2 separate regions of the Homo sapiens genome follow, and region 2 is linked to region 1. A link is a contact called in ENCODE Hi-C or POLR2A ChIA-PET data. All regions are on one chromosome and are shown on one strand. Each heading gives the region's core, a stretch centred on a gene start or an enhancer-like site at or near the end of the contact. The rest is flanking DNA. Distances are from core to core; before and after follow the strand shown. Region 1 holds the start of SNHG26 (small nucleolar RNA host gene 26). Region 2 overlaps LOC401312 (a long non-coding RNA gene).

What was found. Hi-C counts contacts between places; a loop is a spot of excess contacts on that map. ChIA-PET counts read pairs that join two places held with the same protein, here RNA polymerase II (POLR2A). Pooled maps may share reads with other maps.
Region 2: a map of endothelial cell of umbilical vein shows a loop between it and region 1 (2.2-fold over the local background). The contact joins the enhancer-like site here to the promoter of SNHG26 in region 1. A Hi-C loop is called at or near these places in 4 of 168 maps with a recorded cell type or tissue (K562, PC-9, endothelial cell of umbilical vein and 1 more) and 4 of 50 pooled maps. POLR2A ChIA-PET finds 5 or more read pairs at or near these places in 5 of 52 experiments (AG04450, H1, IMR-90 and 2 more).

The regions. Positions count from the first base shown.
Region 1 is chr7:22,850,131-22,856,087 of GRCh38, forward strand. It overlaps SNHG26 (small nucleolar RNA host gene 26), which reads left to right and starts at 4,110. Exons shown (of 5, transcript NR_146320.1): 1 at 4,110-4,150. RefSeq lists a silencer at 3,925-4,384 and enhancers at 4,482-5,093, 4,885-5,114.
Region 2 is chr7:22,647,941-22,653,897 of GRCh38, forward strand. LOC401312 (a long non-coding RNA gene) reads right to left here. Exons shown (of 5, transcript NR_122075.1): 3 at 5,307-5,474; 4 at 5,006-5,211; 5 at 2,020-3,213. Among named protein-coding and RNA genes, the nearest start is that of IL6, 76 kb to the right of the region's middle. Within about 2 kb of position 3,756, at least 3 of the 41 ENCODE cell types and tissues checked have a DNase peak (open chromatin) inside an H3K27ac peak, as active enhancers do; they include endothelial cell of umbilical vein and mammary epithelial cell, where a contact is called at or near this core.

The DNA.
Region 1 (5,957 bases), core at 2,860-5,359:
GGGTTCAAGTGATTCTCCTGCCTCAGCCTCTCGAGTAGCTGGAATTACAGGCACCCGCCACCATGCCTGGCTAATTTTTTTTAATTTTTAGTAGAGATGGGGTTTCATCATGTTGGCCAGGCTGGTTTTGAACTCCTCCCCTCATGTGATCCACCTACCTCGACCTCCCAAAGTGCTAAGATTACAGGCGTGAGCCACTGCGCCCAACCAAGAGACACTATTTTTAATACCGTTTTGACCATCAAAAAGCATAAAAGTGGCAGGCCATGCTGGTTCACACATGTAATCTCAGTGTTTTGGGGGGCCAAGGCAGGAAGACTGCTTGAACCCAGGATTCAAGACTAGCCTGGGCAACATAGTGAGACCCCACCTCTACAAAAAAAAAAAAAAAAAAAAATTAGCCAGGCACGGTGGCACACACCTGTAGTCCCAGCTACTTAGAAGGCTTAGGCAGGAGGATTGCTTGAGCCCAGGAGGTCAAGGCTGCAGTGAGCTATGATTCTGCCATTGCACTCCAGCCTGGGCAACAGAGCAAGACCCCACCTCAAGAAAAAAGAAATAAAAAAAGAAAAGCACAAAAGTTAAGGCAGTGACACTTACAATGTCCCCAATTGACTGACTATACACTGAGCTGAGAAAACCCTCAGTGGCTTCCAGGATTATGTTATTGCAGGGTTAATGAGAGATACTTTTTTTTTTTGAGACAGAGTTTCACTCTTGTTGCCCAGGCTGGAGTGCAATGGCGCAATCTCGGCTCACCACAACCTCTGCTTCCCGGGTTCAAGTGATTCTCCTGCCTCAGCCTCCCGAGTAGCTGGCACTACAGGCATATATCACCACGCCCAGCTAATTTTGTATTTTTAGTAGAGATGGGGTTTCTTCATGTTGGTCAGGCTGGTCTCAAACTCCCGACCTCAGATGATCCACCTGCCTCGGCCTCCCAAAGTGCTGGGAGCGACATTATTTTTAATTCCACTTTGACCATCGAAAAAACACAAAAATGGCTGGGTGCAGTTCACCACACCCATTTCCCCTAGTCCCACAGAGGAAATAATAGTCTGCACCTGTCCACCTTGAAAACAGGTGACAGGCAGAGGATGGAAGCCAACAGGACCACCACAGTTTGCATGATTTCAGCATTCATGTTGGCACAGAATTGTATTGAAATTCCTTCCTTCTCTGGAAAGGAATGAGGAAAGAATGAGTAAAAGGCCCGGGGCATTGTCTGGGAGAAGCTCCTCTACAGAAAAGCATGGGACTGGGGGAAAAGGCTCCCCACTAACAGCAGCAAAACAAGCCAGGGAAGTGCACAACGCCTCCCAATGCCCTGGGATTCCTACTCTCCAAGCATAGATGCTCCTTAGCTTATAATGGATTTATGTTCTGATAACCCCACTGTGAGTTCAAAATATGGTAAGTTGAAAGTGCATTTAATACACCTACCTACCGAACATCCCAGTCTACTATTATCCCATTAGCCTAGTCTACTTCACATGTGCTCAGGACACTTACATTACACTACAGTTAGACAAAACAATTGAACACAAAACCTATTTTAGAATAAAGTGTTGAATATCTCATGTAATTTATTGAACACTGTACCGAAAGTGAAAAACAGAATGGTTGTACGGATACTTGAAGCACACTTTCTACTGAGCTACGTATTGCTTTTGCACCATCACAAAGTAAAAAAAAAAAAAAAAAACATAAATCAAACCATTGTAAGTCAGGGAATATCTGTAGTTCACCACATGTGTGAAAGACAAGTCAAATGGACAGCAAGAAAAGGAAATTCAGTAGGTTTTATCAAGCATTTACAATGTGCAAAGCCCTAGGCCAGGTACTGGGAATACAGGAATAAATTCACACTCAAGGTGACCCAAGGAAGCTACCGCCTGGGATAAAACCCCACTACTGCCCCATTATCAGCCTTGAAGAGTTTTATGGTATGAATATTGAACTGCTTTGGGGGAATAATCTCTTCCTCTGATAAGGATATTTAGATAAGGAGTTTTTCCCCTTATCTAAATATATTCTAGGCGTTTACACTGAATTCGGGGGATTCAGTAGAGAAGGAAACAGAGTTCTCATGGAGCCTACATTGCACCATCATGGCAACTCTGCATGACAACACCCTAAGACCAGCTCCACCCACCAGAGAATAATCCTAGATGACCTATTAAAGTCCCCTGCACTCTATTATCCTATGATTTTTCTGTAACTCTCTTGGCCTCTTTGCTTCTTTCCTCTCCTAAATTTCATGCAGCATATGAGTTTCCTGCTGGTCATGCTACACTCATTGTACTAATAGGTACCTCTTCCTTCTGGAAGCCTTTCCTGTAGCCTTAGCAGGCTGGGCTTTGTGGCTTTATGCTGTGCCCTTGGCACTCTTCATGGGCTTCTATCAGTGGGTGAATCTCATTTTATATTCCTCACTTTAGTGCAGGGGCAGTTTCTCATTGAACTTCACACCCTCCAACACCAATCACAGCACCTGGCATAGAATAGGCACTCAATAAGTATTTGCTGCACTGAGCAATCTGTAGGGGCCAACATGGAAAGTTTTCCCTTTGCCCTCTTAAGGTTCACTAAAAAATCAACTTGCAAAAGGCAGATTAATTGGAGAAAAAGCATATAAATGTATTTAATGTGTATACCCGGGATCCTTCAAATGAAGACCCAAAGATACAGGGGAAATTATCCATTTTTATGCCTAGGTTCAACAAAGTATGGGCAGTGACGTAGAAATGTGATCGGACAAAAAGTGTATGATCTAAGACTAATAGAGGGAGAAAACCCAGCAAGGCCTGTCTGTCTGGATTCTTCTTGGCCTCTCTGAGCATGCACTCTTTCCTTCTGGGTATGGGACAGGACTCCCTCTGGAATGGGGGTCTTATGACCTACAGTCAAACAAGGGAAGTCAAATAATGTCTTTATGGCCAGATTTTACACAGAACGGCAGAGGGAAAGTCCCCACAGTCCTTGTATTAATTCCCTAGGGATGCCTTAACAAAGCACTCGGTGACTTAACAGAAATGTTTTGTCTCACATTTCTTGTGACTAGAAGTCCAAAATCAAAGTGTCAGCAGAACCAAACACCAAGCTCCCTCTGAAATCTGCAGGGGAGGGTCCTTCCTTGCCTCTTCCTAGCCTTTCTCCGGTGGTGGCCGGCAATCCACCGCATTCCTGGGCTTACAGCTGCATCACTCTGATCTGCCCCTGTCCCGCCACATTTTCGTGTGTCTCTGTCTTCAAGTGGCATTTTGACACCGTGTGATAAGGACATCAGTCATGTTGAATTAGGAGGGTCCACCCCAATGATCTCGTCTTGACCACATCTGTAAAGACGCAGTTTTTCCAAGTTAGGTCGCATTCACAGGTGCTGGAGGTTAGGTCTTCAATGTCTTTGGGAGTGGGGACAAATTCAGTCCTTAACACTCATGTTCTATATGTAGTGCTGCTTAGGCATCCAGCCAACAGACCTGCTTATTTTACTGCAGTCAGAATACCTTCTCCCCTTCCTCCTCACAGTCCAATGACACAGACGTGCTTTGGGGGCAAGATATTTGCGGGCCGTGGCCATCATTCTAAGCATGCAGCACTCCAGGCACCAGGAGTCCTCCCCGTGCTTCAACCCCTCTTCGATGAGTTTGCACCCCCGACCTCCGCTAATGTTCACATCCTTTAACGGGAGCCAGTCTTCTGCTACGTAATTAGACGAGTCTTGAAAGAAGCACCCAGGGGCGTGGCTGAAGACTTTAAGAAACACCAGGCAAGGGAGGGGAGTGGGTACCAGAGACACCTAACATTATTTGAGTGGCAGGAGCTTCCTCTGACCTTCAACGAGGTAAAGAGACATCACAGCCAGCGAGAGTTTGGGGCAGACTCCCCAGACTCGGAGGCCGGGGCAAAGTGGGAGCCGGGGCCAAGTGGGAGCCGGGGCCGTGTGGGGTGGGGGGGGGGGCCCAAGGCGGGGAAGGCCCGGGCCGCCGACAGGGGGCGCGCGAGGGCCTCCGGGCCCCGCGGGCGGGGCGGGTGCTGGACCCGGAGGGGCCTTCCGGCAACTTTTTGGTTGGTGCCGCCCCGCCCAGGCCCCTTTTAAACTTGATCTCCGCAGTGCCCTCCCTTTTCGGCCGCGGCGCGTGACTGGGTAAGTGGGCTCGGACCTTCTGGACGCAGGAGCCGACCACGTGGCTCCGGGGCTACCCCGTGCGCTTCCTAGGCGCGCCTCTCGCTGCCCCCACGCCGAGGCCTCGGCTCGGCGCCGCGGGGAAGCCTCCGTTAGGGCCCCTCGGGGGTGGGGGCGTCCTCGTGGCGCTTGGGCCCTTCGTCCCGGGTTAGGACGGCCCGTGTCCTTGTGCGCTTGAAGGGGCCGCCCCCTTTCCTCGAGGATCCCACCCCCACTCAGCAGAAGCCGCCAGGCGCCCGTCACCTCCCGTGCCTGAGTCCCTGCCGTCCACGCATTCGGCCTACAGGCAGCTTTTAGTCCTTTTTCAATTAAATGATTGCATTTTGAGGATCAAATTCCAACCGCAGGCGGAGGCGCCGAGCCCCGGACGGTCTCTGGGTTCTTGGTGCACTCGGGGCTCCTGCCTGCCCAGGGGCTGTGACCGCGCGGACGGAAGCCTATTTGGGAAGCGAGTGAGATCTGATGTCTGAAGCGCTTTAAGTTTCTAAGCGGGGCAGTATAATAGCGGGGTTAGCAAACACACGGAGGTCATTTCACTCGCGCAGCCATCCCCCACCGCCACCAGTGCCGTTCATTTGCTACTGGCCCGCAGTCAGATAATTTAAAGGCTTGGAGGGACGAGTCTTGCTGGAGCCGACGCCTACAGTAAGTTGAGCGGAGTGCTGTGAGCCCTAATAAGGGAGCCTGCTTTCCTCCCGAAGATTCGCTTTTTTGGGAGTGGCCAGAGCGTTATTACAGCACAGGGCCCGCTTCCAACGTTTAATCAGGGTGTGAGGAGGCCCTTCGTGGTTTTCTGACCTGGGAAAAGTCTGAACTACTGGGTTCTTTCTGGCTTGGACCAGGACAAGGTGTTGAACGCCTAACTTAGGTCTACTAAGGTGTAGAAATACGCAAGGCTGCCCCTAGAGAACGTTTGTCTGGGGAATAATGTAAGTTTTTGGAGCGGCTCTCCTGAGCATCGCTGAGCATACTAATTGTTCATTACTGGTACAAAATGCTATATAAAGGGATACTTTGCGAATTTAGTAAAATTGATAAAGATCTAAATTTACATTTGAGTCAACAAATAATCTTTGTGGCTAGCATAGGTACCACAGTTCTGTTGGAATGTGAAGCTCGTGGTTCACCTGTTTTCCTCAGTTGTGAAAGATTTGCTGCCTTTTTGATGAAACCAAATGGGACCCATTTTACCATTCTTTAATGAGGAAAGCTTGTACATTTGCAGCCTAGGTTCTAGGCATCTTTTATCCAGCGTTATAGATAGACCCAGAGCATGGACAATTTTCCCTCCCTGGAATACCTCCAGCTCTGGCGAATAGCCCTATATACAGCACAGGAAGATAGCGGTGGTAAGGCTTTGTTTTACCATTGCTTTAGGTGTTAGAGATTCTTATTGAGCCCATTTTATTTTTATTTTATTTTATTTATTTTTTTGAGTCGGAGACTCGCTCTGTCACCCAGGCTGTGGTGCAACGGCGCAATCTCGGCTCACTGCAACCTCTGCCTCCCGGGTTCAAGAAATTCTCCTGCCTCAGCCTCCTGAGTAGCTGGGATTACAGGTGCCCGCCACCATGCCCAACTGTTTGTATTTTTTAGTAGAGACGGGGTGTCACCTTGTTGGCCAGGCTGGTCTTGAACTCCTGAGCTGGTGATTCGCCAGCCTCAGCCTCCCAAAGTGCTGGGATTACAGGCGTGAGTCAGCGCACCCGGCCTGCCAAATTGTTTTTTAACTATTCAGTTTAAACTGTGAGAGACACCATGTCAAGGA
Region 2 (5,957 bases), core at 2,506-5,005, 200 kb before region 1:
AGGCTTTCCATACAACAAAGAAAACATGATTCAGCCAACTTTTCTGCCCGTATATAAAAGATGACCTTTCCTTCAGCTTTCAGTAACACATTCTTCATTTCCTTCTAGCAACATTCTGTTTACAGCAATATTTGTATTCTCTTAGACAATAGAAGCTTTGTCTACCATGTACCCTACTTCCTTCTGAGCCCTTACCAGAATCCAGAAGTTTTCTATCCTCTGCCTCAAAATTCTTCCAGCTTTGGGTAATTGCACATTACCTAATTCCACAGTCACTTCCACAGTTTTAGGTATTTGTTACAGTAGCACCTCATTTCTAGTCACCAAACTATGTATTCATTTCCTAGGGCTACCTTAATAAAGTGCCACAAAATTGGTGTCTTAAAAAATAGAAATTCATTCTCTCACAGTTCTGGAGGCCAGAAATCTGAAATAAAATTTGCATTCCCTCTGAAGGCCCTATGGGAGAATTATTCCTTATCTCTTCTGGCTTCTGGCAGCTCAAGGTGCTCCTTGACTATGACTGCACCACTCCACTTTCTGCCTCTGCCTTCTTTTTTCGTTTTCTCTTCTGTCTCTTAGAAGGACATTTGTCATTAGATTTGGGACCTACCTGGATAACCCAGGGTGATCTCTTTTCAAGATCCTTAATTACATTTTCAAAGATGCTTTCTCCCAGTAAGGTCACATTCACAGGTTCTAGGGGTTGGGATGTGAACCTATCTTTCTGAGAACCATTTAACCTACTACAACTTTCCAAAAAGATTCTCACTTAGGTTCATGAGATTCTAGGCCAAAGATACTCACTGCAGCATTGTTTGTGTCAGCTGGGGGTTGTATGTCCACCACTTGGACAGTATGTAGATAAAATATGGTGGATACTCACTGTATCAGAGACATTTATGGCTCACTGGCTGCCAACACACTTCTCACATTTCCTAGCCCCTCCCACAGTTGGTCGGGGCCATTCAACAGTTTTGGTCGATGTGCTGTGAATAGCAGTGATATGTGTACTTCAAGTCTGAAGAATGTAAGAATGGATATGGATTCCCTATATTTTTTTCTTCTCTCCTTTAGCAACCCTGAAAGTCATAATTTCCCAGTGACATAGCTATGAAATGGAAGTAGAAGGGATCTCTGAGTTGTGGCTTAAAAAAGAGCTTCCCTGGCCAGGCATGGTGGCTCACACCTGTAATGCTAGCACTTTGGGAGGCCTAGGTGGGCAGATTGCTTGAGCCCTGGAGTTCAAAACCAGCCTGGGCAATGTGAAGAAACCCTATCTCTACCTAAAATACAAAAATTAGCTGGGGGTGATGGCTCATGCCTATAGTCCCAGCTGAGGTGGGTGGATCACTTGAACTTGAGAGGTGGAGGTTGCAGTGAGCTGAGATCACACCACTGCGCTCCAATCTGGGTGACAGAGCAAGACCCTGTCTCAAAAACAAAGAAACAAACAAAAAAATAGAGCTTCCATGACCTATGGAGGGAACAGCCAGACTTACAGAGGATTCTACATGAATAAACAATCAACAGGGCTGGGCACGGTGGCTCATGCCCGTAATCCCAGCACTTTGGGAGGCCAAGGAGGGCAGATCAGCTGAGGTCAGGAATTCAAAACCAGCCTGGCCAACATGATGAAACCCCATCTCAACTAAAATATAAAACTTAGCTGGGCACAGTGGTGCATACCTGTAGTCTCAGCTACTAAGGAGGCCGAGGCAGGAGAATTGCTTGAACCCAGGAGGTGGACGTTGCAGTGAGCAAAGATTGCACCACTGCCATCTATCCTGGGTGACAGAGCAAGACTCCGTCTAAAAAAAAAAAAAAAAAAAAAAAAAATTTGTCTATTAAGCCACTATGATTTGGGGGTTTTTACTTCGGCATAGCCTGGGCTACCTTGATTAATGTGTACACCATGAAATACTATCATTTGTTAGCAGCAACAGATTAGAAACATACATAGCCTCATGGATAGATCTTAAAACCACAGTGCTTAATGAAAAAGTAGGAAAGAGGCTAGAAGGGATACTATAATATCATTTACAGAATTTAAAATAAGTGCATACAAATAAAATGGACATTCCACAAGAACACATCCAAATGAAAAGATACACATTCAAATGGGGGTAGGGGAGAGGAATTAGGGTTAAAAAGGAAATCAGTTCTTCTATCAAATAAGGGATTTGCGAGTTCTAATAATGTGCTAAGACCTAATGTGTGTGTGATAATGTGCTAAAACCCAAGGAAGATGACAAACCAGATGTTTGGCCCTTCTAGGCCGAAACAGAATCTGAGGCAGGCTGGTCTAGGGTAGCACTCTTGGGAGAGACAGGAGAGAAGTCTGAGGCCTGCTGAGAGATAGCGGGTAAAGAGAGAAAGAGAAGAGCCAGCAAAGGTGCCTGAGGAAGAGGAGTTGGAAAAGTTGAGAAGGTAAATAGTCAAGTGAAATGTAACAGGTTCTTGATAAACAATGCGGCTGGGAGCGTGGAAAGGAAGGTGTTGATAAAAGAGATATATTAAGATAAAGTGCAGTTAAATCCATCATTTTTACCACATTGTACAAGTCCAGCGTGGTTTGGCCAAGTTCATCTCTGCTCAGCCCAAACTCCAGACACTGGTCTCTCAGATGTTTTTTTTAACTGTCTCAGGGCTCAGGTACTTGCAGTTTCCTTTATCATCCCCCTTCTTTTCACGGCCCTTCTCATCATTCAAGTGGTCTCTCTGAGAGGCCCTCTCTGGCTACATTTTCTAAAGTAGCTTCCACTATCACTCTCTCTCCCACTGCTTTATTTTCAGCACTACTCACTACCTGAAAGTAAAGTATGTCTTTACTTTCTATTATCTTTTTCTCCACAAGACTGCAAGCTCCATGAGAGCAAGCCCTTGTCTTGGTTATTCACCATCATATGGACAGTGGTTGGCACAGTGGGTGGCACATGGTAGATACTCAATAAATATTTCCTCCATTAAAGGCTTGTGAAGAAAGCTAAGTGGACTCTGATATGTTCCACCCAAGTGATGGAGTATATGGAGATGCTGTTAACTGAGAGGAATGGTGAGAAAGGGAAGATGTTTTGAGGATGTTCAGTTTTGTAAATGTTGGGTTTTGAGGAAACCCATGACATATCCAGGCGGAGGTTGTCAACAGGTCATGAGTCAAAAATTGGGTGAAACCTGTAGATTTGGGAGCTGTTGGCAGGTCACCGTTGAAACCTTGAGGAGAAATGAGGTAGCAGAGAGTGAGTAAACACTGCCAATTGAATGAGGTCATTATACGCAATGCTTAAGCTCCACTGTGGAGCCTAATCTTAGATCTATGAAATCTGGCTCTGAATTCCACTTCCATGTAAAAAATACAGAAGCAAGATTCCTCCACATTTGCCCATTGTCTGACAGATTGAGACAGAAACAATCCCTGTCATCCAGGGAGCTTATGCTTAGCTAAAACATTCCATGTACGCTGAAGTTAGGAACACCAATTTCCTAGCCCCTGCTACCTAAGAAGCATTGTTCTGGCTTGGAGTTGCCCACCAGAGCCATCTCAGGCTACAAAGGCTGAAAGATTACAAGAGCCAAAACACATCAGTTTTGAAGAGAAAGTTATCCTAACAGTTCTGTTCAGATCAAGATGAACTTTAAATAATCCATATCCACCACAGGCTTCTTACTAAGCAGTTCAGGACTCTGGTCAAATTGCCCACAGTCAGACTGAAAAGAGAAGGGAAATCATGATCCTAAGCACTAAAATAACTCGTTTCTGGTTGCACATTAGAATCACCTGGGAAACTTGAAAAACAAACACTGCCTGATTCCCACCCCATGCCAATGAAGTCAGAACCTCTGGGGGTGGGCCTTGGACGTCAGTATTTTCTTAAAGTACTACAGGTGATTTTCATGTACAGCTGGTTTCAAACTAAAAATGTGTCACTGGAAAAATGTTCCTTTCTTCTTCCCCCTCTTTCTTTCCTGGAAATAATGAAAGGACATAAAAGTCATCTCAGCATGTATACCTCCCCATTGGTCAGACTTTAGCCATTAGCTCCTCTTGAGCTCTGCCCAAGAGTGGCAGCTGGATGAGTCAGTTATCTCCCTGTTCTCAAGGAGCCACTGGAACCTTGGGAACCCACTGGGGAAATAAGCGGGAAAAAGGGTGAGTAGATCAGACCCCACGAACAGTGGGATAGTTTTGCTATAACTGCTGACTCATTTAGCTGGCATTTCCCTTTTCCTCTTCCTTTGCCATAACAATAGTCAAATCCTAGAACATCAGACCTGTGAGAGGTCTAAGTCCTCGCCTCATCCAAGAATCCTGTTAGTAGTGATGGTGGTTATGGGGACATTGCAGAGTAATGAAGTGACCCATCCAGATCACATGTGTATTCCATGCCTCATCCTATCCCCCCACCATTTACCTGCCTCCTGGAGACATTCAGAGAATATGCACACTAATACACCTAAGGGATGGACCTCAAGTATTCTAGCTACCACTTAGTGAGGGGTCGGGTCTAGAATTAATTTTCAAACTTCTTCAGAAGAACAAGTGTGTCACATTCCAGGAGTGGGAAACATAATGGCCTTAAATACTGTGTTGAATGACAACTGAATGAAAGTATTTGACACAACCCACCATTGCCTCATTCTTTTTTTTTTTTTTTTTTTTGAGATGGAGTTTCGCTCTTGTTGCCCAGGCTGGAGTGCAATGGCGTGATCTCGGCTCACCACAACCTCCTTCTCCCGGGTTCAAGTGATTCTCCTGTCTCAGCCTCCTGAGTAGCTGGGATTACAGGCTCATGCCACCATGCCCAGCTAATTTTTGTATTTTTAGTAGAAACAGTGCTTCATCATATTGGTCAGGCTGGTCTTGAACTCCTGACCTCAGGTGATCTACCCATCTCGACCTCCCAAAGTGCTGGGATTACAGGCATGAGCCACAGTGCCCAGCCCATTGCATCATTCTTCAAGCCATCTTCTTAGTGACAGGACATGTTCCTGGTTGTCCTCTTACCTTTCTAAAGAATAGTTCCTTCTCCATTGGCTTCTCTGCTCCTCTTCCTCCTCACACTAGCCTCACACTTTTCTTGGGGTGAGGGGGTGGGGTCCTGAGGCTTCTCTGCAGAGTTAGAGGTCTCTTCAGGACAGCTTGAAACATGATCCAGCCTTAGTCCCTTATTTGGCAGGACTGGAAACTGAGGTCCAAAAAGGATATGTAATCTACATAAAGTCATGGGAATAATTTAGTGACACAATTGGGACTAGAACCTAGGTCTCCAGATCTCCAACTGCATTCACTGCTCAGTTCATCTTACCACTGACTTGAACACAGGAGGAAGAACACCAAAGAGTGTTGCTGATCTATATGAAGCTCTTTGTTCTTCATCTTCTAAGTCCTTGTTATTCAAAGTGTAGTCCATAAACAGCAGGCACTATCTAGATGCTTATTGAAAATGCAGACTCTCAGGCCTCACCCAGACCTACTGAAAGAATCAGAATCTGCATTTTAACAAGATGATCAGGTGATTCTAACACACATTAAAATTTGAGAAGCACTTTTCTAAATCACCATTTAGGTATTCATTCATGCAAGTATTTACTCAACATACACTGTGTAAAACAAAATGATAGGCACTGAGAAGTTTATACTACCAGAAAAATAATACAAATAGAACTTGTTTTAACACTTTAAAAATTTTAGAAATAATGGCAAATTAAGGTATTTAGTTGGATACCACTGATACATGTGGATATGATAGTCAATTTCTACATCAAAATAATTTTAGGTTTAAATATCGTAATAACATGATAAAAATAAAAATCCGAACACCCATCATCCTGGTATCAAGTGCATGTGTCAATTTCCAAAGCTCTCAAATCATTCTCCATTGCTATCCAAAGCCTTTGCTTAAATCAAAACCATGATGCACAACTGACTCTGGTTTTGTGTCAAAGCAAAGGATGGA